Regions from separate parts of the Mus musculus genome. Here regions 2, 3, 4, 5, 6 and 7 are each linked to region 1. A link is a loop called in an ENCODE intact Hi-C map of the cell type or tissue named here. Cell type or tissue: left cerebral cortex. All regions are shown on one strand. Region 1 has its middle 57 kb from the start of Gm41009. Region 2 has its middle 52 kb from the start of Gm33073. Region 3 has its middle 24 kb from the start of Mir3961. Region 4 has its middle 180 kb from the start of Gm33073. Region 5 overlaps C130071C03Rik (RIKEN cDNA C130071C03 gene). Region 6 overlaps Gm52046 (a long non-coding RNA gene). Region 7 has its middle 23 kb from the start of Gm33073.

Region 1 (4,000 bases):
ATCTGGCATATTAAATGTATCCAGGCTAAGAAAGGGGCTTGTGGCCACAGCCTCCTCCTTTCCAGGGAGAGGGGCCACATTGGAAGTGGATTGACAGTTTCGACTGAAAACAGCTTTCTGAGAGGCTAATCATATAAAGTATTGCAAATGAATAAGGACTACGGGAGGGAGGTGTTCACCTGCCTGTCTCCGCCGTGCAAGATGAGAGCCTGTCTGTACTCACACATGCGCTGACTTAAAAAAAAAAAATCACATAAAAAACAACATCTTTGCTACAGAGACGTTTTTAACAAGTATTACAGAAAGAGCACCAGCTACCAAAAAGAGTTGCCAGGGCCAGAAGGAGCCATCAATCGAAACAGTTTACATTTCAAAGTTTTTCCAAGAAGAGTGAAAAACGTCTCCCTTCCTTGATGGGAAACAGGAGGAGCTGTAGTGAAGAATCTATTAGCTGCCTTCTTACTCCCCGCTTCGCTCTCCAGAGCAGCCCTTTAACCCTTAGCCTTGCCAACAGGTTAGAGGGAGGGAAGGCAACGCTTGCCTCCCCTGGGGTCCCTGCCCTCTGCCGCTTGCAATGCGGCAGATAAATTCCTCATCTTTGTGAGCGTTCATTGTTCAAGGAGGAGCCTTTTCATTCTGGGGACTCTGCACGATCTCGGGTCACCTTCAGTTCTCCATACCGTGCTCCTCGATGTCGCTTAAGGAGCGATCCTCCCAATCAGCCAGAGGATGCCTTTTCTACTGGAGATAATCCAAGAATTCTCTTATTTATCTCCACTTCATTTTTGACCTGGGAATGGATGGTAACAATGGTATATTTTAATCAAAACTCATATGTGTGCTTTAATTGTTATAATATAGTAAGAAAAGTTTGCATGTTTGTCTCTGTTGGAGTGGGGCGAACCACACATTCTACCATCGAAAAACAAATTTTAAAAGGTGCAAAATTAACACACATACTTTTGTTTGGGGCTTTCAAGTTTTTATTTGCTTTTTCATTTTATTTGTAATCATAAAATCTGATTCTTCTGAATACACTAGAGTAAACTGCCCATTTTTATTTTCAGTAACTAGAAGAGAGGCAAATATAAGTACTAAATCAAGGGGGGGGGAATTAATTTCACAATTAAGTCTTGGGGCTAAAGATAAAAACACTGAGAACCTTTTGTCACTAACTGATGTTCCATTCTGTAGTGCTTGTAATTTGTTCATTTTCCTTCCTACAACATGCCCAATATGCCAGCAATCCTACCATTAGACTCAAATGTGTCACTACATACACATGACCAACGGGAAATGGGTACAACCATAATGAAGATGCAGATAGCCAGAAGCAGTGCTAAGACCTTTGTCTTAGACTGAATGTAAATACAGTAGGAGCAGGAAAACGAAGGCGTAGGGAGCTTCTAATTTTTGTACATACAAACAAATGCTGTTCATCATATCTGCAAAAAGTAGACTTTCTTAGATTGACTTATTGACATAAATTACACAATATCTCTGGAAATCGTCAACAGTTTCTATATCAACATCCCTTGCAAATACCATTGGTTCTCAGTGAACTCCTTCTGACCTCCTGGTCCGAGGCTGTCACTGTGTGATGTACATAATTCTCTCAACACTGATCCATTACCTCTGCCCAGTGTTGGGGGTCAGGCCAATAGTGTAAAGTCAAAGATAATTAGCAGCCCTATCAATAACCAGTTACAGGATCTCCGCCCAAGTGACAGGACAGAAAAGCCAAGAGAGGACATCGCATTATAAAGTGAGAGAGATGTGCCGACATCTTCTCTGGTTCAAGCGGCTGCTATGGACTATCAGCATCACCAGGAGACCTCACTACATTAGCATAAATTCAAATGACAAATGCACAGTGCTATTCAGAGACTCATTAATTTGCAGTGGGTGCCGTGCTCATGACATATTAGTGCAAAATTCAAATGTCTTTGTAGCAATGCGAATTTAGTTGTGAGACCAAAGTCGCTAAAATGAAAATGTGTGGGTTTTTTTAGCAGTTTATTAAATTATGAACTGTGATGACTATATCCGTGCATCTTTTTAAGCAGATGAGGTCCAGCGTGCTCCAGCGGCAAACGCATGGTTTGTGTTGATATTTTCCCTTCAGACAGTTTCCTCGCAGCAGATCAGACTGTCTGCTCTGAGCTCTTGCTGCATACGGGCTGAGAGCGCCCCCTTCTGGACAAATGACAATGTCACTTGAAAAAGAAGACCAGACCATTTATTGTTTTCCTTTCTTATTTTTAACAGAATTTGATATAAAGAATTTCAGGGCCCACCTCAAACCCAAAGAAACCAGCTTGGAATCATTTGTTGTAATAAGAGAATACAACAACTTTCTATGAAACGCCCAAGCATCACCCACTGTCGAAAGTGATCTACAATTATTTTGTATGGCACTTTTTTCTCTAACATCTCACAAAATTGTCCTTAAAAATAATGTCCTGGTTTATATATGCTAAGAAAATAAGCAATGAAATATTGTTAATCATTGTATTCTTGCTCCACAATATCATGGAAAAATTACAATTACTAGGAGTTTGTTTTATCGCTTTAAAAAAAAAAGCAAGCATATCCACAGAGCCTTTTCAACAAAGCAACCACATATGTATTGTATGCATCTCAGTTAAGGAGACAATGAATAGACAGGGTAAAGGTTGACTCACATCTGGTCCAGATGTGGATAGTGAGTTTTCCTGTTTCACAGATGGTAACATCCGCCCAGTTACTTCATTACTCAAAATAGCCTTATCAATAGTGTGTTTCAAATACTAACATACCCCACAATATTAAAAACACTGCTCTAATCAGTAAAATAATGACATGAAGAGAGTTAATCTTCTCTGCAGGAATAACATAGCAAAAAATGTACAATATCAGCCTCTGTGTTTCTCGGGGTTCAGGGTTCTAATCTTGTTGCAGCAGAGTTACACCCCAGGTTTATGAAGTAAACACTCATCAACTCATGTTGATGTTTAATAGTAATAAATGTATATATATATATATATATATGTGTGTGTGTGTATGTATATATATATATATATATATATATATATATATATATCAGTCCTCAGTGGAAGGGCCAACTTGTCAAATAGTAACACACATCTGAATAAATTGGAAATCATATTAATATTTGGAAATAATTTTTAGAATAATAAAAATTTCAGAAATAAGAAATACACACCTTTCAGCCATTTGAAGTAACTAACCTCCACTGGTGTATTAGGAGTCTTCGCTATCAGACTCTTATGTTTATCATGCTTTAAGCTTTACATAAATTACATAAAGTAGAGGGGGAGTCATGGCAAACTATTAATGCTTACGGGCCTAGTGATGTACTTCCTATGCATTTATGATAAGTGCAGGAAAGAAAACCTTCAAAAGAAAGATATATAGTTTTAAATTCCATTATCATAATATCATTAAAGCTGTGCATCATTTTCAACAATTAAAAGTAAGATCCTAGTCATGTATTTTACTTACTGAACGCTGAGTTAGTCTTGAGATACTTAGCAGGCTCGTTTTATTTTATAGTAGCTGCTACAAAGAAGATCTGCAGCTAATGAGGATGGAGAGGGATCGTGTGCATTAAACTCGCGGGCGTGGTGTGTGGCTGAACAGTATTAGATTAGCCCTGCAGCCAGATGTCTAGGCATCACTTTTCCCTAATGAATTCTCTTTTACCGGATAATTAGAATCCTAGACCCTGGGAATGTCAGAGCTGTGAGGCCCATTGTTGAACATCCTTCACTTTATGGATGTAGAAATCAGAAACATGGAGTTGCTAAGCAAATTTTCCAGAACTTAATGACTAGAACGTGGCAGGTACGAGGCAAGAACCGTCTTCTTCAGAATCTCTTCTCAAACTAGAAATGAGAACAGTCACCCAGAGAGCTGTAAGAAGGTGGCTGGGTCCATTTCCAAAGCCCTTGGTTCTTTTTGTCTAAGATAGGACTAAGGAATTTGTATTTGTAACAAG
Region 2 (4,000 bases), 1.1 Mb before region 1:
CCATAATTGTTCTTGTCTGGAAGAATTACAGGGATGGAAATGGAGAGGAGCCTGAGGAAAAGAAGTCCCAGCAACAGGCCCAAATTGGGATCCAAGTCAAGTGGAGGTCCCAAGGCCTGACAATGTTACTGAGGCTGCACAGTGTTCACAAAAAAGGGATCTATCATGACTGCCCTCCAAAAGACCCAATAAGCAGCTGAAAGAATCAGATGCAGATGTTTGCACCCAACCAATGGACAGAAGCAGCTGACCCTTGTTATTGAATTAGGGAAGGCTGAAAGAAGCTGAGGAGAAGGGCGATCCTATAGGAGAACCAGCAATCTTAATCTGGACCCTCAAGATCTTTCAAACACTGGACCACCAAACAGACAGCATACACCAGCTGATATGAGGCCCCCAACACATATACAGTAGAGGACTTCCAGGTCTATGCTCATTCGGAGATGATGCGCCTAACCCTCAAGAGACTGGAGACTCCAGGGAGTTTAGAGGTCAGTCGGGGTGGAGGGTGGGGGCATCCATGTGGAGAGGAGGTGTGGTGGGGAGGAGGTATGAGATGTGCAGCAGTTAGAGGGTGGGAGGGGAGGGGCAGGGAATGGAATATGGAGTGTAAAAAATGAATTACAAATAAAATTAAATAAAAAATAATCTATGGAAACTTTCTTTTTATGATTTTTTTCAAGAATATGTTCAAAGCATACAGGAACATTCTGTATTTATTTAATCTTGCTAAACGTTTTTCATGTTCATGTCATCTTCTCACTTTGGGCTTTCTCTAGACAACATGTTTTAGAGTAAATACTTGCTATGCTTCTCAAGGTGCTTTCCAACTACATCCACTGAAGTACAGGTGGAAACCAGGACACAGCTGGAGAAAATGTTCTGGTCATGGTAACTAACTCAGCTCTTAGGCCTCTGAGAAAAACAGGTGCCAGTTTCCTATAGGAAATGACCATATAGGGACATGGATAAATACTGCCATTTAAACTTTTTCAGTGTTATTTTGGGGATTTTTCTGGGGCTCTGTAAGATGTATATGACTTTGTAACCTAGTGATTTGCCACAAACACAGAATGGGGAGCTCTTAACATTTACAAGCAAGGGAACCCTTTATTTGCCCACATTAGTACATCCTTGTTTAATTCTGTGGTTCTGCTTTGTCTGTATTCTGTAACAACAGGGGGGCTACTGTTTTGTGTTTGTTTGTTTGTTTGTTTGTTTGTTGTTTTTGTTAAAATAATTTGGTGTGGTATTTTGGAAACATGACAAAAGAAGGCAGATTCACTATTAAAATATATGGCCTACACTTTCACTTTCTGTATTTTAAGTTCTTGCTCTGTTATTAAGCTCAGATGTTTTAAAGTCAAGATAGTTAAGGTAGAAAATGTAATTCAAACAAGGGATTATTGAGAGAAGTGTGAAAGAATTAAGTGAAGAAATAAGGAAACAATTGGAGTGCAGAGCTAGCACCCCTAGAAGCAGGTGGTCCCTGGAGCTGAAGGGAAGTTATCTAGAGCTAGGCAGAAGTGGAATTGTATAGAATGAGTTAGCGGTAGGACTTCCAGTGGGACATAGCTGCTGTTGGAAAGGGAGTGAAAACCAGATAGATACAGCACATCAGCTGCACTGCCTTTGCTGTCTGCTAGTTATCTTTCTCCAGAGCCTCCAGCTGGTGATTGCAGGCAGAGCAAGAATCAAGGTGACTCAGAACATAGAAGCAGAGACAGCTCCTACCACATGAAGACAGAGATTCTTTACCTATGGCTTTCCTTTTCTTCTGGAGTTAGCAGAAGCAACACAGATTAAAGAGTAGGTGTTTAAAAACAAAAACAAAGTAGTGTGATAAAACTATTTAAAACTAAGGGTCTTATACTGTCAGATGGCTCTATCACATTTCTACACTAGTAAGCAGCTTCCAATTACTGTGTTTATAAAGTACTATTTTAATTATCCAACCTCCCACCTCCATTTTTTAAAGGAAAAAAAAACCACTTTTTAATGAAAAGTGTTTATATTAGACAAATACTTTGGAGTATTTGGTTGGCAACAGCTCATTGCTCCTCTACTCAAACTTCTAACCCTTGCTCTTGTCTAGAATTTTCAAATCCAGTCTCAAATGTGGGGCAACTCTCTCCCACCCCCAGCTTTTACTGCCCAAGTGGGTATTAGGCTAACATGTGTGTGGATCTGTCCTGCTACTTCTAGCCAGTGTATTTACACCTTAATACAAGTTAACCAACTTTCCAGCTATTCATCTTTTCCCTTCATCAACCACTTAAGATACTCCTAGTATGTGACAATACTTACTAGACACTAGCTATATGAGGAACAAGAATAAGTTTTCTCTTCTCATGGAGATTATAATTTAACATGGGTTAGTGTTAAAATATAGTAAGCAAATATGTAAACAAGATTTTAAGATAGTAAATATAAAGCAGTTGAATGCATATGTGTAGTATCTATAGAGACATCTGTGACCATCTTTCATTTAATGTGCATTCAAAGTTTTTAAATTAAATAAATAGAGATACACTCCAGGAGACCTGAGATGACTTTCCACAGACTATCTGACATGCCTTTTAAATCTAACTACAATCTGCTTTCTCTGAAAATTTCTCTGCTCACTCAAGCCGAATCTGTCTCTTCCATGGCACTTGTTCACATCCTGCATTTTCCTTTAGCACTGTGTGGTATTCTTCCTGTCCCCTCTGCCTGTCACTTCCTTTTAGCACTTTCTGCTCAAGAATGCCTCATTTTGAGCTGTTGCCTAATAGAAAGCTATTAAGCTCAAGCAGCTACATGAGATCTCCATGGATCACTTGGCTAAGGGTTTACTCGTCCTTCCTCAGTTTGTACTTATTTCATGTGTTGCATTGTGATTGATTTCATATATTATAGATTCATTTAATATATATGTAAAGAGCTGCCTATTGTTTGCTACGAGTGAGAATTATATCTCTGCTTTAGCAAAGCTTTAATTTTAACTTGTTCATAAAGCATAGTTTCTTAAGGTGAAGGTTATCAACTAATCATGTTTAACTCTTGAATGTAGTTAAGATTTTGAAAGTCAGTGTGAAATAGTTATACTGATGGAGTGGGAGGGATGATGGAAGGAAGGGAGGGAGGGAGGGAGAGAGGGAGGGAGAACATAAAGTTGGATGAGTAGGTAGGTGGGGGAGATGTTAAGGGAGAGTTAAGAAATGATTAAAATCCAATTGTATGAAATTCTCTAAAAATTAATAAAATTGTTTTTAAAATTTGCTATGTTCATCTATTCAAATACCTACATGCCTTCTGTTTTTTAATTTTTTATTGAAAATAAAGGATTTTTAATACAATATATTTTGATCAGTTTCTTCTCCCTCATCTCTCAAATCTTTCCCACTTCCTGACCAATTCAAACCCATGCCTTCTTTCACTCTTAAGTAAACAAACAAAAAGGACGAAAAACAAAAATCAAAACCAAAAGCCCAAGAATAAAACCAAAAATGAACAAACAAAACAAGAAGAAATAAACAACAAAAACCAAGGTGTTATTTTGTATAACGTAAATATATATTAAAACTGTTGAAGACTTTATCTTCTAAAATACATGTGAAATTTTCACAAAGAGAGAATTGTGAGACTAGTTATAAAATACTGACTTATATATAATGCATAGTAAAAGAAGGCATTGATATTGGTATTTTACTCTGCCATTCAAAATTTTCAAAAGGAAACAATTTATGGGAAACCTTGAATATTTGAATGATTTAACTTTTCACCTCATAGTGTGTGTGTGTGTACTGAGGTTAACGCTCTCCCCTCCCCCAATGTTGGCTCCCATGAACGTTATATAGAAAAAAGAAAGACTAGAAAGGAGAAGTAGGCACGTTACATTTTGCTTAGGTCGGCTGGCAGATTTCCATGATGTCAGCCCTATTTCGTTTTGCTCTAAAAGCAGGAGCTCATGGGTTTGTTTTTGTGTTTCTTTAAACCTGTGTCCACTCATAATCCTGAG
Region 3 (4,000 bases), 780 kb before region 1:
AAAAAAAAAAAAAAAAAAGACAATTTCCATATGGGGTTTGGCCTCACAGTGAATTGCCTCATGCAGTACTTTGAAAGGTTGTTGCATGTTTTTATTTCTATTTCTTGAGAGATGGTCTTGGTTTATAATTCAGACTGTACTAAAGTTTTCCAGGTAGTATAGGTTTACTTTGAAATTTTAACCATTCTGCCAGAGTTCTGAGATTGCAATTCCCTTGAGTACAGAGACTATAGTATACACCCCATGTCTGGCATAAAGCGAGGCCACTGTTCCAAGCACTAAGATTGTATTAAGTAACCCAGTTTCTGGCATAGACCTAGATCACTATCCTGAGTGCTGGGTTTACACTATGTAACCCATCTCCGATATAGTTCTCTAATCATTTGAGATTAGTCACGAGAGAAGAGGGACTTCACATTAAGTAGTTCAATCTTCTGTCACAAGAATATTTACTTTAGTCCTATTGACAAATGATCTGCTTAAATTACTAATAACGTAATATACCTGCATAGACATAATCAGGTATATACCAAGGTATATACATGCCTCATCCTCCTAGAACTTAATTTTTTAATGATAATTTAAGTAAAATATCCAAGTCTCTAGCAATAGAACATTTATGATACAGATTTTAAAAACAGCTCTAAATGTATTGATGTAAAAATGACTAACTCCCATGTTAGGTTAACACATGCATGGGTCAAATCTTAGAAGCAGTTTGACTGAGTATTTAACATATATGATTAAAATTAGTATTGGGTAGCCACAGTGGTAGTACATTCTTGCCACTCTTATACTCATGGAATGGCCTAGGGGGATAGCTATGACTTCCAGGCAGTCTCAACTACAAAAAGAGACTTCGGAGTCAAAACAAAACATTTATTCAAGCTCCACCTAGGACAGAGGGAGAAGAAAGTCATTTCCAGGAATAAGTATTGTGTCTAAATCCAAGGACAGGAGAAACATTATCCTTGCAATGAGTAACAAGCCTCATGTTGGGGCATAACGGATCACCTTTTCTCACATCTGGAGGAACAGAAACACACCTCTGGAGGACAGGAACAGTTTATGCCTTAAATTGAGAAGGAATGGGTGGATGGATATTAGGGAGGTAAACGCTGTGTTCTGAGTGGTGTAAGGGGATAATCTTTATGAAATGGCAGACAGAAACTATTCGTAAGACAGGACAATTTTATTGAATGTTGATATATGCATCAGAGAACAAATTTAATTTCTCTGGAGTGTTGGGAATATTATATAGATACATGGTTTTTTGCTAGATGTACAACAATAGAGAATGTAGAAAGAAAATAGACAGCTATACCTACTGACTGGGTAAGCTAACACAAAGTTACTGTTGGTGAGAAACTAAAATGCAAACAGATAGGAAAGAACAGTATTCCTTTAATAGAAATCCGAAGGAACTTAGATAGAACGTATCAGATGAAATTGGAGAGTTTGCCATATCTTTGGTAACTACCAGGACTTGGTGTTTGGTAGGGGAAGATAATGAGCAGACAGAATCTCGAAAATGTCTTTCGTGGTCAGGAGCAGATTGTAAAAAATATGAACACCATGAAGGGATAAAGAACTCAATTTGGATATACTGATTTTATCATTCTTAAATATAAAAAATGAAGAATATATATGTTATTCACATACACACATAATCCCAAGAATTCAGAAGGTGGTATTTTAGAAATGCTTACTTTCGAGCATGATGAATCCAAAAATGAAGTTTTATGTAAATTTTTAATTTATCATTTTATTCAAACCATAAAAACCTTCCACTGAAACTATTTCACTGACAATTTCTCTTGTATGCCGTATTTTCTGCATATTTGTATTTTGTGCCATTCTTCAGTTTTAGACCCCAAGCTCCTTGGGATGAGGACTTTGTCATTAATTTAGTGCAGCTGAATATATTACATGGTGCCATGTGTATTTATAGAACTTTGCTAAGTAATGATGATTCAGATTTGGTAATCAGCACTTGCAACCATCATGTGGTTATGCAGATCAACACTTACTATGCAAAAATCATTTCTATAGGGGCAGATGTGCTGGTCTCCCTCTTGGTAAATTTTTAGATCAGTAAATTTCTCGCAATGTAAAAGTCAATTTAGAATGATGCCTTTGATTGTCTTGCTGCTACCCATAGCAATTTGGAAAGTGGTACTTTTGTGATGTCCTAGCTGATGCACTTTAAAAACAACAGTGTCTTTGGCATCAATGTGATACAGGAATTCAAATAAAACAAAACATCTTTTCTTGATCAAATATCATGGACACATCAGTTCACCAAATCAGAAATTTACATTTAAAGTACTTTATATATTGATAATATGGTCATTCATTGTAGTTCCTCTACTGAATTATATTGAGAATCTCCCAGAATTTGAAAGTGATCATTTTATTTCATTTTTGAAATATAAAAGCTGCTTCTCATTTTCAGTCTCTTTCCTAGTTCAATTAATTTATTTTAAAACACAAGAAATACCAGTTTTTTTCAGTCTTAAAATATTATGACTCTATTTGTAAAATTTAGTGGAAATGTATTAAAAACTAGAGTCTATCAACCTTTGTTAGGCATATAAGTACCCAAGTTAGGGAGAAAGGAAGCGAATAAGAAAATTTGTTAGTTTTGGAAAGAAAGGGAAGAAATTGGTGTCAGATGAGTTTGGAAAGAGAAAGTAATTATTTCTGAGACAGGTAATGTAGCCATGACAAGGTGATTTAGTTTGGAAAGAAGCACCTTTCTCTTAATGAAAATAAATTTCTTGTTTCCATATTTTGCCACTCTTTCAAGTGAAAATGTCAGTATCTGATAAATGGCTTCTTAGATATTCTTCACTATAAATACCACGACTACACTGAAACCTTTCTACTATCAACTGATTTGTACATGATAGACATCCATAACCAAGTTTTTAAAAAATGTTATAATGAAATGACAGTATATTATTCATCTCCTCTCCTCCCAAATGACTCAAAGTAAGAACATAAGTATATTCAAGCATCTGTTTACATTCTGGGACACACATGAAAATTAGTATCTCTGCAACATGAAGCATCAACAAGATGATAACAGTTCTGCCATTCTGGCTGGTGGATTCCCAACCATATTAAACCTGTTCCCTTGTGTTCTTCTTCCTCATCATTGTGGGAAAGGGATGGTAAGAGGAGCCCTATAAGCGAACAGTTTGCCTGTGTGAATGGCTGTTTGTATTTAAATTTTCCTCAATGTTCTTCTTTGGAATCAACTACCATAAACACTAAAAATTTTAAATCTTTTTCTTTTTTCATTTGTTTTTACTGAATATTATTTTAAGAAATTCACAAAGGAGCCAGGTGGTGGTGGTGCACGCCTTTAATCCCAGCACTTGGGAGGCAGAGGCAGGAGGATTTCTGAGTTCAAGGCCAGCATGGTCTACAAAGTGAGTTCCAGGACAGCCAGGGCTACACAGAGAAACCCTGCCTCAAAAAACAAAAAAACAACAACAAAAAACAAAAACAAAAAAAGAAAGGAAGGAAGGAAGGAAGGAAGGAAGGAAGGAAGGAAGGAAGGAAGGAAGGAAGAAAGAAAGAAAGAAAGAAAGAAAGAAAGAAAGAAAGAAAGAAAGAAAGAAAGAAAGAAAGAAGGAAAGAAACTCATGAAGGAAGACATGCTATTTATATATTACGGAGAGTTTGGAAATGTCATTCTTTCCAAACTGGTTAAGTATAAATGACTAAAAAGAATATGAAAATAGAGGACACACTATTACACATTATTTAGATTTTAGATGTAGAGAATATCACTGTTTGGCATACAGTGCTTTCCCCTTGATCCTACATAATTGGTTAGACAAAAAACTATTGCAGTTATATTACATTAGATATATAAGGGAAATCTATGTGAAAATCTCTATCATCTATCTATCTATCTATCTATCTATTTATCTATCTATCTATCTATCTATCTATTTATCTATCTAATCTCTATACACACACACACACA
Region 4 (4,000 bases), 1.0 Mb before region 1:
CATGAAAATGTGATCATTGTTGGTCTAAAATAGAAAGTTATTTTGTTAAAGCCTCTATAGTAAAATTTATTCAATGTGCAGTAGTTATGGTTAGGTTTATTTAGAAATTAGCAGGCAGCTATGAGCAATGCATTTTTATATTTGAAAATAGCAATTGCTTAATATAAAACCATCAAGAGCTTAGGGCACACGCACACAAACAAACAAAGCAGGATTCTGACAATCTATTGTTATCTATTTAGCAGAACTTGGGTAAAGGGAAAATAAAATTTAAAAGATTAATCACCAATATTTAGGTTTAGTCAATGTTACCATGGGGCATGATTCATAAAGATATATGTGAACCTTGGATAAATTTCAAAATAAGCAACAACCAAACCCAGTTAATTTTGTGCCTTTTAAGAAATTGATAAATATCAGAAATCAAATAGCTTTCTGGTTAACTGTTGATAACATGTAACTGTTTATAGTATACACTGTGACTTTTTGTTTTTAATGATATATAGATACATAACTATGTATCTAATATACTGATGTATATTTTTATATATTTTATTGATATTAGAGTCTTCCTCTCATGAAATACATCCCAGCAACAGTTTTCTGTCTCTCCACTCCTCCCTCCACACCTCTCCCTCTCCTTGAGATCCATTTCCATGCTTTTCCTCTTCAGAAAAGAGCAGGTCTCCAAGAGATGACAGAAGACAGCACAACCACAACAACAACAACAAAAAAAAATACAATACTTTAAATCAAAGCCTTTCCACTTTCTATCAGCCAGTTCTGCGAGAAAATAGCTCAAGTACAAACAGGGAGTATAAACAAATTCTATTGCCTTTCTCCTAAAGCTGATGATAAAACTGACAAGCTGCTTTCCCCAATACAAGTGGCTAGTAGCTACCGATGTAAAATGTGCCTTTTGTCCTTCTTCCCATGTAAATAAGGTTACAGCTTCAAAAGACATGGGGCATTGTACTGAGAAATCGTTTCAGAGGTGAAAAAACGGGAACAGTCGACAGTTCACAAGCTTTAGTTTTCTATTATCCTGTGTAGCTATGTACCGGTGTTAGCTTAGCCAGACTTCAATTTGGAACCTCTTAGAAAGATTCAGAAAGCTCTCCGGCGCTTCATCGGACTGTTTTTGTTTCTTGTTTTCCCCTTGTCAGAATTGAAGGATAGAGTGGCAGCTATCTTTAGCAATCTGACCTAATGGAGGCTTTCATCCACTCTTTCCTCAAAGCCCACCCAATGCAAGGAACCTTTCCCAAGTGCCCTGGGAAGAAATCTCCTTGGGAAATTCTTCAGAAGGCTATTTAGAGAGCATGCACAGAGACCGAAATAGTTCTCAGAGAGATCTTGGCTTTTTTTGCTGGGAGACTGTCTGGGCTTGTTGGCCAGATACTTCACTGGGTAGATCTTTGCTCGTCAGTGTTTAGCCCGGTGAAACTTTTTTTTTTCCCCATTAGATGTTTCTACTTTCTTCTTCCTTGTAGAAAGAAGTTTCACATGGACTACTTATCTACAATAAGACGTTTGAAGAAAGAAATAACAGAAAAAAAAAATAGAAAGTAAAACACCAGGGATGTGATTAGATTTCAAAAGCTGTAGCCATTGTAAAACGAAGGCTACTGTGCCTCTTGCTAGTATCTCTTGAATGTTAGAAGGATGATGCTATAATTTAATTTTAATAAACTAAAATTCCTTCTCTGACAGGGATTCATATTATGTCTGACTTTTTAATTACCTTAATTATTTTTCTTTCATTTGTGATATATATATATAAACGGGAAATATATATATATATATATATATATATTTGTCTCTAACACAAGCATGCAAAGGTCCCTATAACCAGGACAAGGTATTTTCATTTTCTTCTGTTTTCCCTGTTGCATTCCTAACTGCATTTAATCATGGTATTTAAAAATAAACTGATTTCATTTTAGGAAGAAACTTTAAATTGAATTATTCTTAAAACTTGTGATTGCATTTTCTACATCTCCAAACTAGCCATGGAAATGAAAGGTTAAAAACAAACAAACAAACAAACAAACAAACAAAAGAAAAACTAGGAAGGTCACAGACAATCTTGAACTTTTTCTTCCCACCCCAAACTAGCCTCATTTCAGAACTGATAATATGAAATAGTATGTTGGTTCAGACTTATAGTACCCATTTCAACATCTCCACCAGGAAGACAAAGGCGCCCTGAGTCAAATATTGTCTAACAAAATAAAGAGCAGCTCAAACACCCGGCTCAGCTACTGACTAATTGCCGCAATAACACAGTGCTCAGCTTTGCTGCTGGAGAGTGAGTGTGGCAAACGGTATACTTCTTATTGGAATTAAAAGATGGCTGGGGGGAAATACAAGAATACTCTTATAAAAAAAGTTATGAGGTAATCTCGTTATAAGTTTTCCAAACTTCCTGCTGAGTGTTTGTTCCAAACGTCATTTAAATAGCATGTTACAGTGATACCTCATTTACATGGTGTGTCAAAGTGTTACAGTTTCCACATTTCTAGACGCCCAGGTCCAAGACGACATTGCATAATGAAGGGAAGGGGTGCAAGATTTTTAGGAATGAATTTCAATGTAAATAGCAATCAGTTTTTCTCTCCAGCTTCCAAGAACGGGGTGCATCAGTGATGCACTATGTATCCTGTCCTGGATGTTGCTATGCTCATGGATTTAGGCACTTTTCGAAAACATGGAGAGGGCATTAATGGCACCGAACAATTACTTTTTAAAATTCTGTTCTTTTTTCTTTCTTCATTTGCGTTCTATCACAAATTCATCTAAGCATACAAATCGTTGTTTCTCATTGGGGAGTTTATCTGCCAAAATTTTATTGCTATAGGAAATGTATGTCACTTTGGATTATCATTTGGCGCTGTTGAAGCCAGAACAGTATGAGCTTCAAACTTGGTTTTTAAAAAATCTAATTAGTATCAACTGAAAAACAAGATCCCCAAAGACATTTCTTTCTTACTTTTCCTACTACAAAAGATGATTGGTGATAAAATTACTAATTTGTGAATTTTTTTTGCTTAGACAAAACTGTATTTGACACATTTAAAGCATATTATTTTTTACTAATATACACATTTTCTTAAACTGTGCTTTAAAAATGGGGGAAATTAAATTAATCGAAAAGTTTGTACTGGTTAAATCCAGTTAGTATGGGCTGGAATGAATGAAAATAGAATAATTGAAGGCATTAACTCTTCCAGTAGCTCTCCAGGTAAACCTGGAGAAGATGGTAATCAATAAGGAAAATTTGCTAAGAATTATTTGCCTGTTAGGTTTTTGAGTGAAAGAAATGCAAAGATAATATAGAAAATCTGCACTGTGTGATCAAAATTCTTTTTTTTTCCTTTAGCTACTTTAAATTCCAGTGGGCAGGCATATGCAAAAATAGTAACTGGAATTTTCATCAAAATTAGTAGGAAATTGTATTTCTAGATACATGTATACACATTCACATGTGTATATACATCCATAATAACATGCCCACGTGTAAAGACACAAATGAACTTATCTAGAAGCTATGTGGAAACTACAGAGGTAAACTAGTACATGAAATCATGTACACTATGAGAACTGACTCACCTAGATGTAATACAACCACCATCAACCTTTTTCATCCCCTGCAAACACAGTCCACACAGTCTGCAGCGCTTCCTTTGCAGGTTTATTTCATGGCCTGTGAAACATAAACCAGAGATGGATAGAAATGATCATTGCTTTATTAGGAGACTTCTCAGAGCAGAGAAGCATAGACGAGAGATGAAAATGTGAAGGAATGTCACTGCTCAGAAAAGAAAAGGAGCAAAATGATTCAAGAACACGTGGGAAATTATCACCATTCCATAGCATCTTAGCATTTGTTAGTACATTTCTGACAAATGAACACTGTAGGGTAAAGATCATCTTTAAAGGGTAAAAATGTTCAGGGAAGAAGGATGTGATCCTGGATCTATTTTAAAGAAACTAGAGA
Region 5 (4,000 bases), 1.8 Mb before region 1:
TGCTTCGATAAGAAATGATTTTTTTAGAATTGTGTAAAAGGCATAAGACTTTAAAGAAAGGAGCCGATTTTATGAAAGGGCAAATGCAAAGGGCATTTAATGAAAATATTTACGAACTCTTGCTAAATTTCAGGCTCTCAGTGACTACGCAGCCTCTTGCGCTGCGGGTCCTGAAATGGTAAGGCCTCAGTCTTGACACCAGAACAAAATTATTCAAACATACTTGGGACTAAGTGGAATTTTTTTTTCCTGTCTGCTAGTTTTATATTTGTTAGGGTTTTCCTCTCTACAAATGTTTTAGTTTTACACAAAACCACAGCAGTATGTCTTCTTCTTCTTTTCTTTTTAAATCACATAGCAACCTCTTGATTGAAGGCATTATCTTAGAGTCAAGTTAAATGGACAACTACTTCTATTTCCACACTACCTCTTGCGATTGCTCAAGACCGTGAATTTAGGGTGGCTCCTGCCCTCTTCCCTTGCCACCTTTTAACAGAGAAGTGAATTCCCTATGCAAAGAAATCCTGATATCAATAAAATCCCCAGACATCTACAGGATGCAACCAATGTAAGTGCGTGTCATGGAATCTTCAAGCCAAATGCCCCCCCCCCCCAGACACAAAAAGAACGCCTCTGATTAATAATCGCTTACGCCGCATACTGAGCCAAAGACAGGGGGCCGCAGGACGCCAGAGAAAGGAACAGAATTTTCAATATCCAGAATTTCAGTACAGATTCCAAAGATGAGGTAACCCTATCTAGTGAAGATTAATACTTAGTAAATAACGGTTTGGGGTGGACAGCGGGACGTCTAGTGTAGTTCAAGCTTTTCTCAGAGCAAAGGGAGGACAACGCAATCACCCGACATTCTGCATACAGCCCTGTAGGTAAGACCGTAGGTAACTCAAAGTCCAGGCCTAGCACGTTCTCTCTCTCTCTCTCTCTCTCTCTCTCTCTCTCTCTCTCTCTCTCTCTCTCTCTCTCTCTCTCTCTCCTTCCTCCTTCCCTCTCTCTTTCTTCCTCCTTCCCTCTCTCTTTCTCCCTCCCTCCCTCTCTCCCCCTTCCCTCCCTCGTTCTCTTCCTCCCTCTTTCCTTGTCTTTTGAGATAAGGATATTAAAACTCTTTTTGTGAGCGGTTCCCGCGAAGCTAGATTTTGAACCTTTTGTTTATTTTAATTTCAAAGTCGAAGTACAGCCGTGTGTGAATTCCTTAATTTAGGGTTTTTTTTTCCGGGGTGCTCCAGATAGCCCCGACGCCACCCTAGGCTTGGGGAGAGAAAGGAAGGAGCGGGTGAAGCGGGCTCCCCGCTTATTCCAGCAGGGCGGCCTTTGGGCCCCACCAATATTCCTCTCTCCTTTCTCTCTCCATAGGCCCACCAATGTTGCTGTGGTCGCAGCCAGGAGGACTTAGGTCAGGGGTTCTAGAAACAAAATAAGGGAATTGCCATATCCCCAGAGCTCAAAGACGTCTAGGAAATCACCCGGGCCAGAAAACTGAGTGGTGCTAGGGGCCAACGTCGGGCTCCAGGGTCCTGCCAGCAGGGAAACAGCGACACCTACTGGCCCTTGAGCACCTCGCTTGGGTCGTCGGGGCGGCCCTGGCCTGGGAGAACCTGCATTCTCTGGACTTGGGTGGCTTCAAGATCTTTATGTTCAAGACACTCTGGACTTCTATAGCCATTACTGAACAAAGAAAGAAAAAGCTATAGTTTCAAGATGGTCCTAGGGGAGCCGCAGAAGGGACCTGATAACACAGGCAATACACACAACCTCTATTCGAAGATCCTTTCTTCTGGAACCCTGGGGACCTGCAAATACTGTTGACCACAGCCAAAGCGAAATCCTAATTTACTTGAGTCTATATTACAGTCCTCTTCATCACCGTACCTATTTCAGCGCCAAACGAAGACTGCATCTTTACAAATGTCCGGCACCATAGGCCTGTCATTTGTTTAAGTCCTTTGGGATGCCATTTGCACCTTTATTGTACTGACTTCATCCAGAAATTGACAGCTTTTCTTTTCTTTAATTCCTCATGTTAGGACAAACTTAGAGAGAGGGTGATGTTTTTAACACACACACACAAACACACACCACAAAGCATCTATAACAATGTAGATATGTTAAAGAATATGCACTTTATATAACATATCTGAGTGCAATGTGTGTATTCTAGACTTTGTCTTATGAGTTTTTTTTTTTCCCCCATACACCAAATGGTCATTTTCTGAGTAGATGTGGTGCAGGTGGGCCGGGCACTGAGTGGAGGAGGGAGGGGACCCAGCAGCCCCTCCCACTCTCTATGTTTCCTTTTCATGGGCCAGGTTCTGAGCAGGCAGGGGCCTCTGAAACCTTACTGTGGTTCAGATAACTAACCTGTTCAAATGCTAGGGCAGATGCCTTCCTCGTAGAACACTGGAGCATTTGAAGCCTTTGAGGTTTCAATTTAAAATGTCACTTATTAACAAATCCCAGTTTTTAAAACAATGAATGCACCTGTTAATCTAAGGTCAGGATTTCCTATCGAATACCCTTAGCTGTAGAATAGTGAGTGGAACAACGGTCTAAAATATCTCACCCATGTGGGTAAGAAGCCTTGGTATAGCCAAATTATTGTCTCCATTTTGAATAATTGCAAAGGTTTGCTAATTACATTTTTCTTTAAATAAAACAGGAAGCTCTTAGTTTCCCTAAAAACAGATGATTAAAATATAGTTTTCTATGTTCTTTTTATTTATTTTTTTAAAAAAAATCTCCCAACTGTTCATGAAGTCTCAGCTCATTTTTATAAATGCAGTTTTTGTTCTAATTTTCTTGAAAGTGGATAGGAGTATGTTCTGTAACATATGCACTCAAACCTTGAGATAGACACTTAGCAATCTGTGTGGTGTGTGGTGTGTGAGTAAACTCACATTGCTAATACTGAATAAAACAGAGCTCTATTCCTTCTCAATGAGCCTTATATCTTGCTGAGTATTAAGGTTTCTTCTTGAAAAATGAAGCCTTCATAGGAGAGAGAAGGAGAGGGAAAAGACTGCAGAACAATTAGACTATACTGGGCAGACATACACCAGGCAACCAAACCCAGTTCACAGGGGTTTTTAGGTCTTGCAAGCACCTTGGAAAGCGGCAGTGTTCCTTTTCCCTTCTCTGTGTGGGACTTTAGAATGTATCTTATTTGTCACCCCCAAATCATAGCTAGAATGGATTCTGGTTTCACTGTCTTTGGTATAACTTTAAACATTTTTGAGCCCTGATGTGAAAAATACAGAAAAGTGGAACGTGTGCTTTAAAATGGTGGAATTTTTTGGTGTTTGCATGCAAACCAGTGCCAACAAGTCAGCATATTATACCCTGGGTAAAGGAAAGTTGCTTGATTTAGAACAGAAAATTAGGTCAGCATAATAATTCATGTCATAAAAAAACATGAAAATGTTTGCTATAAAAACATAGATGTGAGTGGTCATTGTGATTAGTGTGAAGGGTGGAGACAGAATCCTGGTGTGTTTTGGTCTCCCTTGATATAACTCTCTCTTTAGTACAGAATTAAAGAAATGAAAACAGACTGAACTACTAGATTGGGACTGGGCTCTTTGTCACATGCCCATGGTCTACTGTCTCCAGAGAAGGCACAGTTATTCCATTCCCTGCTTGTTGAGTAACATGAAGAAACGGATGCAAGGGTGGCAGTATTGATCAGAAAACATTACTCTGTGAGAAGGAGACTGGTACATTTGAAGTCTGCTTAAATCCATAGTTGGTTGTCTAGGGAGGGAGCCTTTATGTGTATGAGTTGGCAGTCTGAGGGAATGAAGCTCTGAGGAAGAGCTTCCTAAGTCAGCTCCCATGGAGAGGTTCTCCCAGAACACCTGTGTGCATCTACGCGGAGGTGTGTGTGTGTGTGTTGTGTTGTGTGTGTGTAAAACATTTGATCAAAAAATACATTCATAAAATTCTGCCTTGTTATCTATTGGAACCAGGTATCAAGGTCATTAACTGC
Region 6 (4,000 bases), 1.8 Mb before region 1:
TTTAAATTTAGAGACTAGCCTCTGCACAAATTATCAAAGTTATCATTACTCTTAAAAAAGGGGGCTCCCTGACACTTTGCATGATATAGATAGATAGATTATATATATATACACACATATATATGTGTGTATATCATATATATACACACATGTATGTATATATCACACATATGCATATGTATATATAATTTAATTTTGTATCTCTATACTCACATTCATGTTCATGAGGCGAGGGGATCAGTAAGCAAACAAATGCATCAGGATAGAACTCCCACAGCTTATGACAAGGAGGGCAGCCCCACCCCCACATTTGCCTATCCTGCTTGGAATCCAGGGCACCTGCAAGGAAGGTCCTCAGGTGAGCCGCCAAGGAGGAGATGACAGGCTCTCTGGCAGCTTCCCAGGGCACTTTGAGCTTGGCCGCCATTTCACTTGTTCTTTTCCTTCAAATCACACCTGCTGCCACAAATCCGGGACACCTGACACCAGATGTAGTCAAAGGGAAAAGAAAAAATAAAGCCTCGCCCTCCCTAATTCCCTTTGGTAGGAGCCCAGGTCACCAAATCCATTACATAATTCCAGCTCTGGCTGACACCTGTGCCAGGACTGGAGCGGGGTCGGGTTGCAACGCCTGTGCTGGGACTCTGTCTTGGCCACAAGGTTGCCAAAAGCAAGTCGTGGCAGACCAAGTTTGGGGTATGTATTCTCTTTTATGACTTAGGTTGGGCTGGCTCCTGAGGGGATGTTTCAAGGATCCTCCCATACCTCAGTTTAGGGTTATGAAATACAAAATGATGTTTCAAACCCTCGGAATTCACTCGGGCGGTGTCCGAAGTCCTTCGGTGTTCTAGTTTCTGCGAACTTCCCGATCTCCCCCTCCCACCTCAAGAAAAGTGGATTTTTTATTTGCTGCGGGGGGGGGGCACTTCTCCCGCATACCCTAATCTGCGTTCTTTTACCCCCTACCCCACCCCGCTTCCATACTATCGATGTGCACTTTGTTGGTGCTCATGGCCTAGCGCATACATGTAGTTAGAGGTCCGACTGGGGTCCCCCTTTCCCCTGAAGGCGGACAATGCTTCATTAAGTATCTGCCATTATTAGTCCAAGAGAAGCCTTTATTCCGACCACAAATACGCATCGTTTTTCCGCCCGTGCCTGAAAAGTTTGTGGGAAAGGAGGTCGAATGCCCAGGTCTTCAGGGGACCAGATAACGAAAGTCCAGTTCCTAAGCTACTAGGAAGTTCACAGTCCGCCTCCCCGTGCCTACTAACTTTCAGCGCAAAAGATCTCAAGTGAGGCAAATCTTTAGATCAGAATAAAATTTTCCAATATTTTCCCCCGAAGGAAATTAAGAATACTTGCAGTGATCCACCACAGAACACCGCGTCAAAGGAGCTTATTACGGCGATTTACGGTTTACGACCAAGTTGGACAGTTATGTTGGAATACACTCAGGCTTCATTTTGCACAGTTCTTAAGAATTTCGTTGAGGCCTGAAGCCAAGGCTCAGTATACCCAGTTCATAGGAGGAAATCTTTTGGGGACCTTGGTTGAAAATAATATAAAATTAAAGCTAGATTCCAGATATTCTGAGGATCTCAAAAAGTAAAAATGCGCATGCAGCAAGAGTCAGAGAACTTCCCAGGACACGTCAGGCCATCTCATGTACACAGGGTCGATTCGTGGTGTGCATCCCTCATCATTACCCGCTTCTTTGCTGTTCTGTATCAAAGGACACGAGAAACACTGTCGCGTATACCCTTTTCTTCTAGCAATTTCAATGACCTCTGGGAATGTCACTGTACTCTACGCCCTTTAATAAATAATCTGCCAGTACATTCGTGTGCGCCTAGAACAGTGTAGACCAGCGACCTTCTTGTATAGCGACACGGGCTGGTGAAATTCTCTTTAAGGACCAGGATGCTGGCGGGGCCAGAAAGCACTCTGCCCAGCCTGGGAGAGCTAAGAAGTAAACCAGCCCCACAGAACCTGCGTTCTCAAAGAAAGCTTTCTTCACAGCAGTTTTGCAAGCCCCACCCAATAAAAGTTAAAGCACTATACCTTGCCCCGTGTTACTCTGCCGCCTGTTTCCCAGTTTGGACATGCTGGAAGTGTTGGATTTGGGGAGGTTTGCTTTGGCTGGGTGTGTAAGTTGTCTATATAAGCTCTGCTGCGAGTACTGTACAGAGGAACCCGCCTTGATGGACTCGGGTGTTAATTAACGGGAAGCTAATTTGAGCTCCAGGAGCTGGAGGCAGCGGGTCGAGAGGCGAGCCGCGAGGGGCCAGTGACCTCTAGTGGACAAAAGAGGATATGCAGCGCGAGTGAGTAGGTGCGCCAGCCTGCAGGGAAGAGAGAAGGGAGCTAGCTGCAGATCCGAATTTCTCCCAATCTAACGCCAGCGCCAGCGGGCCACACAAATGCACGATTTAAAGGGGCAAAGAGAAATCAGCAATAGATGTAAAATAAGGGCCTTACCTTTTCTGAAGCATCTAAAACAAGTGAATAACACACACACACACACACACACACACACAGAGAGAGAGAGAGAGAGAGAGAGAGAGAGAGAGAGAGAGAGAGAGAGAGAGAAAGAGAGCGCTTCACCATTCTTTAAGGCAAACGACAGAATGTATGCAGAAAGGGTTTGGAAAGTATTTAAAACTTTACTTTCTGAACATAGAGGAAATTTTAAAGCTTCTGTGAGACAAAGTGGTCAGATCATGAATAGAGTTCACCACACCTGTTCTTGCTTTTAGAAAATGTTCCAGCTTAACTGGATCTAACATGCAAAAGACGCTTTTTTTTTTCTTTCTAACTTCGTATTCCCCGATCAAGCAAGGCTGGACAAGATGGGAGCAACTGAAGCACAAAGCCTCTTGGCTTAAAAATAATTTACACAATGGCTTCTCCCTCCAGCCACATTTTATCAGTTAGTTAATTAGTGTTCTTAGTTATTTTGAAAAAGATTGTTAAAAGCAAACCATAAACCTTGATAATTTAGGCTGAATTCTTGTAAAAAACAAACAAGAAAAGCAAACGAACTTTTCATTTTGGCTTTCCCATTCTTCAGAATGCATCAGAGCTCTGGAGGTGGCTTTGCACCCTGCATCCCATCTCAGATCTCAAAGGCCCCCAGTCAGACTGATGTTCTGACCTCTCTCATGTCCTGCGTTTGAGCCCCCTCCCCACTTATGCTCCAGTTTTCCTTCCTTGGGCATTCTTCATAATCCCTAAGCCAAAGTATGAATTGGTGGTATTCTAAGGCACTAGGAGCCTAGTGAGTCCTGTGGGTAACCAGGTCTATGATCAATTGGGCAAGGACACCATGGTGTGCGGCGTTTCCTCTTCCAAGAAGATGATACATGTTCACTGACTAAGACGGTGTGGAACACAATCATCTTGCTGCGTTCGAATTTACCTCCAGAATATTGTTTGGAGTCCTGTCTGGGAACAACCTTGAGTGGGGGTATCTTTGGTGGAGAGTACAGAGTTTGGTCGCTGGTCGCTGGAGAAGGAAGAGAAACCGGCAGCTGAGGCTGGACAGCATTGCTTTTTTCTCGGAACTTCTCTTTGCTTTCATTGAGTTGCATAGGCCAAAGGAGCGGAAGGTCGGCCGGGCAAGGTTGTTGCTGTTCGGAGCACCTCTTAAGAAAAAGAGTGGGGGAAGGGCCGAATTTGAGAGATTAGGCGCTCCCACATCCGATGGACCGGAGCTCCAGCGAAAGTCCAGAGTATAGCCTACCCTAGGGGCTGGGTGTGTCACATCCTAGTGAGGGCAAAACTGAGAAAGGCGGGATAAAGATGAGCCCACAGACACAGAATATTTTAAAGAGCTGTATTTCTTTGCGGACCAAAGAAGACAGATTGAAAGCTGTTGAAGCGAAACATCGCGTGAAAGTCCCACCGTTAAATCTATGTCACAACAAAACATAGTGTTAACAGATTAAATTGAATTGTTAAAAAAAATCACCAGTAAATTAACCAATAAACAACTCAA
Region 7 (4,000 bases), 1.2 Mb before region 1:
TCTTTGTACAAAATGAATCAATAAGCAAACCAAACATTTTTATATCCCATTCTTCCTCCGAGACAATGTTTGTATCACGTTTACCATATTCCGATTCACTTAGTCATCACCTTTGCTTGCGGTACTTGTTACCCTTCTCATAAAGTAAGATTTTATACTAGTGCATTTTATTTCTATCAGTTTCCTATGTTATAACTTAATTTCCTTAGAAAGTCCCTGAAGCAACCACTGTGTCTCAGTGATGAGCACCAGCAGTGAAATACATTCCAAATACACCAACTTGTGTTCAGCTTCACTCTTTCATGATAAAAACTCTCCTTCAGTGAGTAACTTGTTAGTGGTTGTCCATCCTGTTAGACTAACCCATTCTTTGTGTATTTCCTAGAAAGTCATGCATGGTACTTATCTGATGTTTGAACTGACTCTTCAGCTAATTTGGAAATTTCCTGGACATTCTGTCTCCCAATATATCCTTTTGTTCTAAAATTTGTGGTTTAGATCTCAGTGACATTTATAAAGTACAGTGCTTGATCACATTCTTTCTGTGGGTGCTATGTTTGGAGGTTTTAGTGATTTTGTTTTAAGTTTTCTAGTTCTGTATTCTGCTCTGTACATTTAAGTATCAATTTTGCTAGATTAAGAAACACCCAGAGACTCAGGTGTGATAGCAAATACTTGGTATCCTGGCAAACTGAAGACTGATGTGGGAAGACTCAGCGCCCCAGGCTACCTAGACTACATGTAATGTATTTTGATGAAGTTTTAGGATGAAGAAAACTAATTGAAGACAGAGACAAAGCAGTAATTTTAGCAAGGATAAGAATCATGTAGGAGATAGCCTCAAGAAATATATACAGTCCAAAACTATGAGGGTGCTTATTATTTATATGTTAATTGTTTAACTCTTAATACAATTTGTTCATTTAACTGTGCATAGAAAACACATCCTCTATGAGAACAGAAACATTGTAAGTTTTAGTTATTGATATATCCCTAAACTCTACATCCATGTCACATAGAGTAAGCACTTAGCAGTTTAATTTATACCTTAGTAAATGAATTTATATAAAATATTTTGGTGGGGTATGAATTATCTCAGCATTCTATTTAGAGCCTTGTGAAGACAGAAACTATACTTAAGTGTGGGCAGTTAGGTAACAAATTTGTGGCTGGCCATTAGAAGAGCTATTTAAAAGATCAGTGTTATCTGACAGATTATGCACTACCCTTCCCACCAAAGCAAAGCAGAATATAAGCAAAAGACACGGCTAGCAGAGGCATCATGTGCAGATTTTTAGAGATTACCTAATGTGTGCCACTACATATGTTAAAAGTAATTTATGGAGGATAGCAAGGTGGCCTGTTAATGCACTTGGTGAAGGAGAGAAATAACTCTTGGAAGTTATTCTTTGACCTCCTCATGTGTTCTGTGGAATGTGCATACCCACACGCACACAAAGATACACATCACAAGCAACCAATAAACCAAAGTAATTTCTGTACCTTAATTAGCCTTCTGCAACAATTCTGATGACTACTTTATTGGTATTTTATTTGCCAATGCCATCAGCAACATAATCACCATAATTTCCTATCCATACACCATCAATATTGCACAGATACAGACACACAGACACAGACACAGACACACACACACACACACACACACACATACACGCACACACGCACACACACACACACACACACACACACACAACACATAAATACATACAAACTGGCTTACCATTAAGAAATAATGTGCAAATACGATGCATATATAATACATATATCCATAACTGTTCCCTCATGTTGTTTGTATATTTAATCAATATAGTCACATTATTTGTATACTTTTGGAGTTTGCATTTCAACGATTTTTGAGGAACACCATGTTTTCATACACACTAATTTACCTGGTTTGTTTTACTGCAGTCTGTCTTTCCATTGTACAAAACAAAATCTTGACTCTATTTGACATGGCTCACATTTGTCTTTTCAATTCTGATTTTCTACTGCAGTGACCTCTTGAAAATTACATACACACACACACACACACACACATACACACACACATACACACACACACACACACACACACACACACACATATATATATTAATTCATCTCTGCATCAAGTGCTATAGTTATTTATCTTATTTGATGCTCCACTTTGTCTTGAGTCAGTGAAAGTACACTTTGCTAGATATCATTAATTAGTGTTTGCCACTTAAAGGTAGGCATACCCAAAGCCCTGTTTTTGCACTCTCTCATCTCTCATATCCTTAATGATGCAAATTTATATTCAGTTTGTTTCCAATGGTCACTGGACACCACCAGCTGGATGTCATACTTGACCTAAATTTGCACTTCTTCCTCTCAAATTTGTTCGTCTTTCTCTGCTTCCTATTTAACTGGCTGCGGCACCATCTTAACAATCATTCAGGCTCAAAAGCTTGGAATGATTTATAAGTCCCTTGGGCCTCATCAGTTGCCAAGACCTGCAAATTACTGTTCCATTCATTCTGCCAAATTGGTTCCTACTGCTACTACCCTAGTTTAAGCACCATGACTTCTACACTTTTCACAATGGCATAGCTTGTTTTCCTGCTTCTAAGTGTCTTTCTGCTTCCTAGGCATCCTGTATCCTGCTTGATTAATTTTCCTAACGCACAATTCTGTTCATAATATTTCCCTGTTTGAAAGCTTTTAACAGCTTTCTGTTATTGTCAAATAAACTCTATCCACTTTAAGCTGGAATTCTTGCTTCTCTGAAAACTGACTTGTTTATTCCTTCAAACTTATTACTGCTTTATTTAATATGTCACATATGCCTATCAAATGGAATATATCATTGCTTCTTTACCTGTTTGTGTACTCTAGGTCAAAGTGGGACAATAAGCCACTGTAAAGTCTTTCTAAAAATGATGAAGATTTATTTCTCACAAACTATATGAAGTACGTTCATCTTGGCAGAAATTTCTTTGTTTACTGCAGCCACTTCCAGGTTGGTATGGGACCATCCATGTTCTTCACTGCTGCTGTTTGGAAAGCATGTTAGAGGATTCTACTCTAACAGATGCTATAGCAAGAGAATGACATAGATCACTTTAACTGACAGTTCACTGACCTGAATTAATTACGTTTCTAATTGATCCTAAGGCACACTCAAAAATCCAAACAAGCCATGTGAAATAAAAAAGACTCCTGGTCCTGTTGGACAGCACTAATGGCCACTCTTATCCTTATGTTTGTTTCTAGCATTTTCTATTGATGACTACTGCTCATCAAGCTTAAAATGCTTTGCATTATCTGTTTGCCTTGCATGTGTTGTCTATTCTAATTCCCAGTATAGCTCACATTTCTTCAATGAGTTCTTTGTGGGGTTTTTCAGACGTTTATTCTTTCTCTGCTCAATTTTACTATAGTCCCTAACTGTTGAAATAATTATTTATGGCTTGGTATTTCAAACTTACAGACCAAACCGTAAGCTTTATTCACCATTGAATAAATGATCATTAGCAGTGAACACATGAATTCATAAATCCAGTTAGTGTATTGTGATCACTTATAGCTCTGTTATTGGCAGGGGGAGGAAGGACTGGTTTCTATTACTTATTTATGAGGAGAATATTTTATTATTCTCACTATGTGTAAGGATGGATTCTACACACACATATAAAACGGTTTCTACATGTATGGTATATGTATATTTATATATCTTATGTATATACATATAGTTAGCAGATCTTAGCTTGTATGGTACAAATATAGAGTAAATTAATTATGAATCTGCCTTATTCTCACTCTGAAATTGCTGGCATTGCTATTATAACTCTTTTAACTCTTCTTTTTCTTTTGACAAATGTTTTATTTTACCATGGCTCTTGTATAGTAATAAGATACATAGTCTAGTGTTGTTTCATAAGCAGAACATTTTATAGACTACCTATAAAAATATGAGAAGAAAAGATAAAACAGTGATGTCCAATTGTCATACCTT

Evidence for each region. A loop is a pair of places that touch in the nucleus more often than their neighbours do. Peaks named below come from ENCODE experiments on the same cell type or tissue, not always from the same donor. Only the 100,000 strongest peaks of a DNase experiment are listed, where the experiment ranks them.
Region 2: it touches region 1 in a loop (4-fold over the local background); 3 of 42 quality-filtered maps call a loop at or near these places.
Region 3: it touches region 1 in a loop (2.6-fold over the local background); 2 of 42 quality-filtered maps call a loop at or near these places.
Region 4: it touches region 1 in a loop (8-fold over the local background); 4 of 42 quality-filtered maps call a loop at or near these places.
Region 5: it touches region 1 in a loop (5-fold over the local background); 3 of 42 quality-filtered maps call a loop at or near these places.
Region 6: a loop joins it to region 1, with 3 times the contacts of the local background. A loop is called at or near these places in 3 of 42 quality-filtered maps.
Region 7: a loop joins it to region 1, with 4 times the contacts of the local background. A loop is called at or near these places in 2 of 42 quality-filtered maps.

What each region holds. Positions count from the first base shown.
Region 1 is chr13:81,942,392-81,946,391 of GRCm38, reverse strand. No RefSeq gene overlaps it. Among named protein-coding and RNA genes, the nearest start is that of Gm41009, 57 kb to the left of the region's middle. In left cerebral cortex, a CTCF peak has its summit at 2,193 (motif pointing left); DNase peaks (open chromatin) are centred at 678, 1,383, 2,171, 3,744 and 1 more place; H3K4me3 peaks cover 2,104 bases; H3K27ac peaks cover 2,440 bases.
Region 2 is chr13:83,066,432-83,070,431 of GRCm38, reverse strand. No RefSeq gene overlaps it. Among named protein-coding and RNA genes, the nearest start is that of Gm33073, 52 kb to the left of the region's middle. In left cerebral cortex, a CTCF peak has its summit at 1,666; DNase peaks (open chromatin) are centred at 1,632, 2,721 and 3,918; H3K27ac peaks cover 419 bases.
Region 3 is chr13:82,719,918-82,723,917 of GRCm38, reverse strand. No RefSeq gene overlaps it. Among named protein-coding and RNA genes, the nearest start is that of Mir3961, 24 kb to the right of the region's middle. In left cerebral cortex, no CTCF peak of the experiment used is centred here; a DNase peak (open chromatin) is centred at 2,017.
Region 4 is chr13:82,940,250-82,944,249 of GRCm38, reverse strand. No RefSeq gene overlaps it. Among named protein-coding and RNA genes, the nearest start is that of Gm33073, 180 kb to the left of the region's middle. In left cerebral cortex, no CTCF peak of the experiment used is centred here; DNase peaks (open chromatin) are centred at 1,097, 1,308, 2,466, 3,624 and 1 more place; H3K4me3 peaks cover 659 bases; H3K27ac peaks cover 4,000 bases.
Region 5 is chr13:83,722,733-83,726,732 of GRCm38, reverse strand. All of the region lies in intron 1 of C130071C03Rik (RIKEN cDNA C130071C03 gene), which reads right to left. Among named protein-coding and RNA genes, the nearest start is that of Gm52046, 3.1 kb to the right of the region's middle. In left cerebral cortex, a CTCF peak has its summit at 1,565 (motif pointing left); a DNase peak (open chromatin) is centred at 1,553; H3K4me3 peaks cover 4,000 bases; H3K27ac peaks cover 4,000 bases.
Region 6 is chr13:83,713,474-83,717,473 of GRCm38, reverse strand. Gm52046 (a long non-coding RNA gene) reads left to right here. Exons shown (of 2, transcript XR_003950632.1): 1 at 1-696; 2 at 1,348-2,542. Among named protein-coding and RNA genes, the nearest start is that of C130071C03Rik, 5.9 kb to the left of the region's middle. In left cerebral cortex, a CTCF peak has its summit at 2,303 (motif pointing left); a DNase peak (open chromatin) is centred at 2,282; H3K4me3 peaks cover 3,406 bases; H3K27ac peaks cover 3,894 bases.
Region 7 is chr13:83,142,028-83,146,027 of GRCm38, reverse strand. No RefSeq gene overlaps it. Among named protein-coding and RNA genes, the nearest start is that of Gm33073, 23 kb to the right of the region's middle. In left cerebral cortex, no CTCF peak of the experiment used is centred here; DNase peaks (open chromatin) are centred at 398 and 2,485.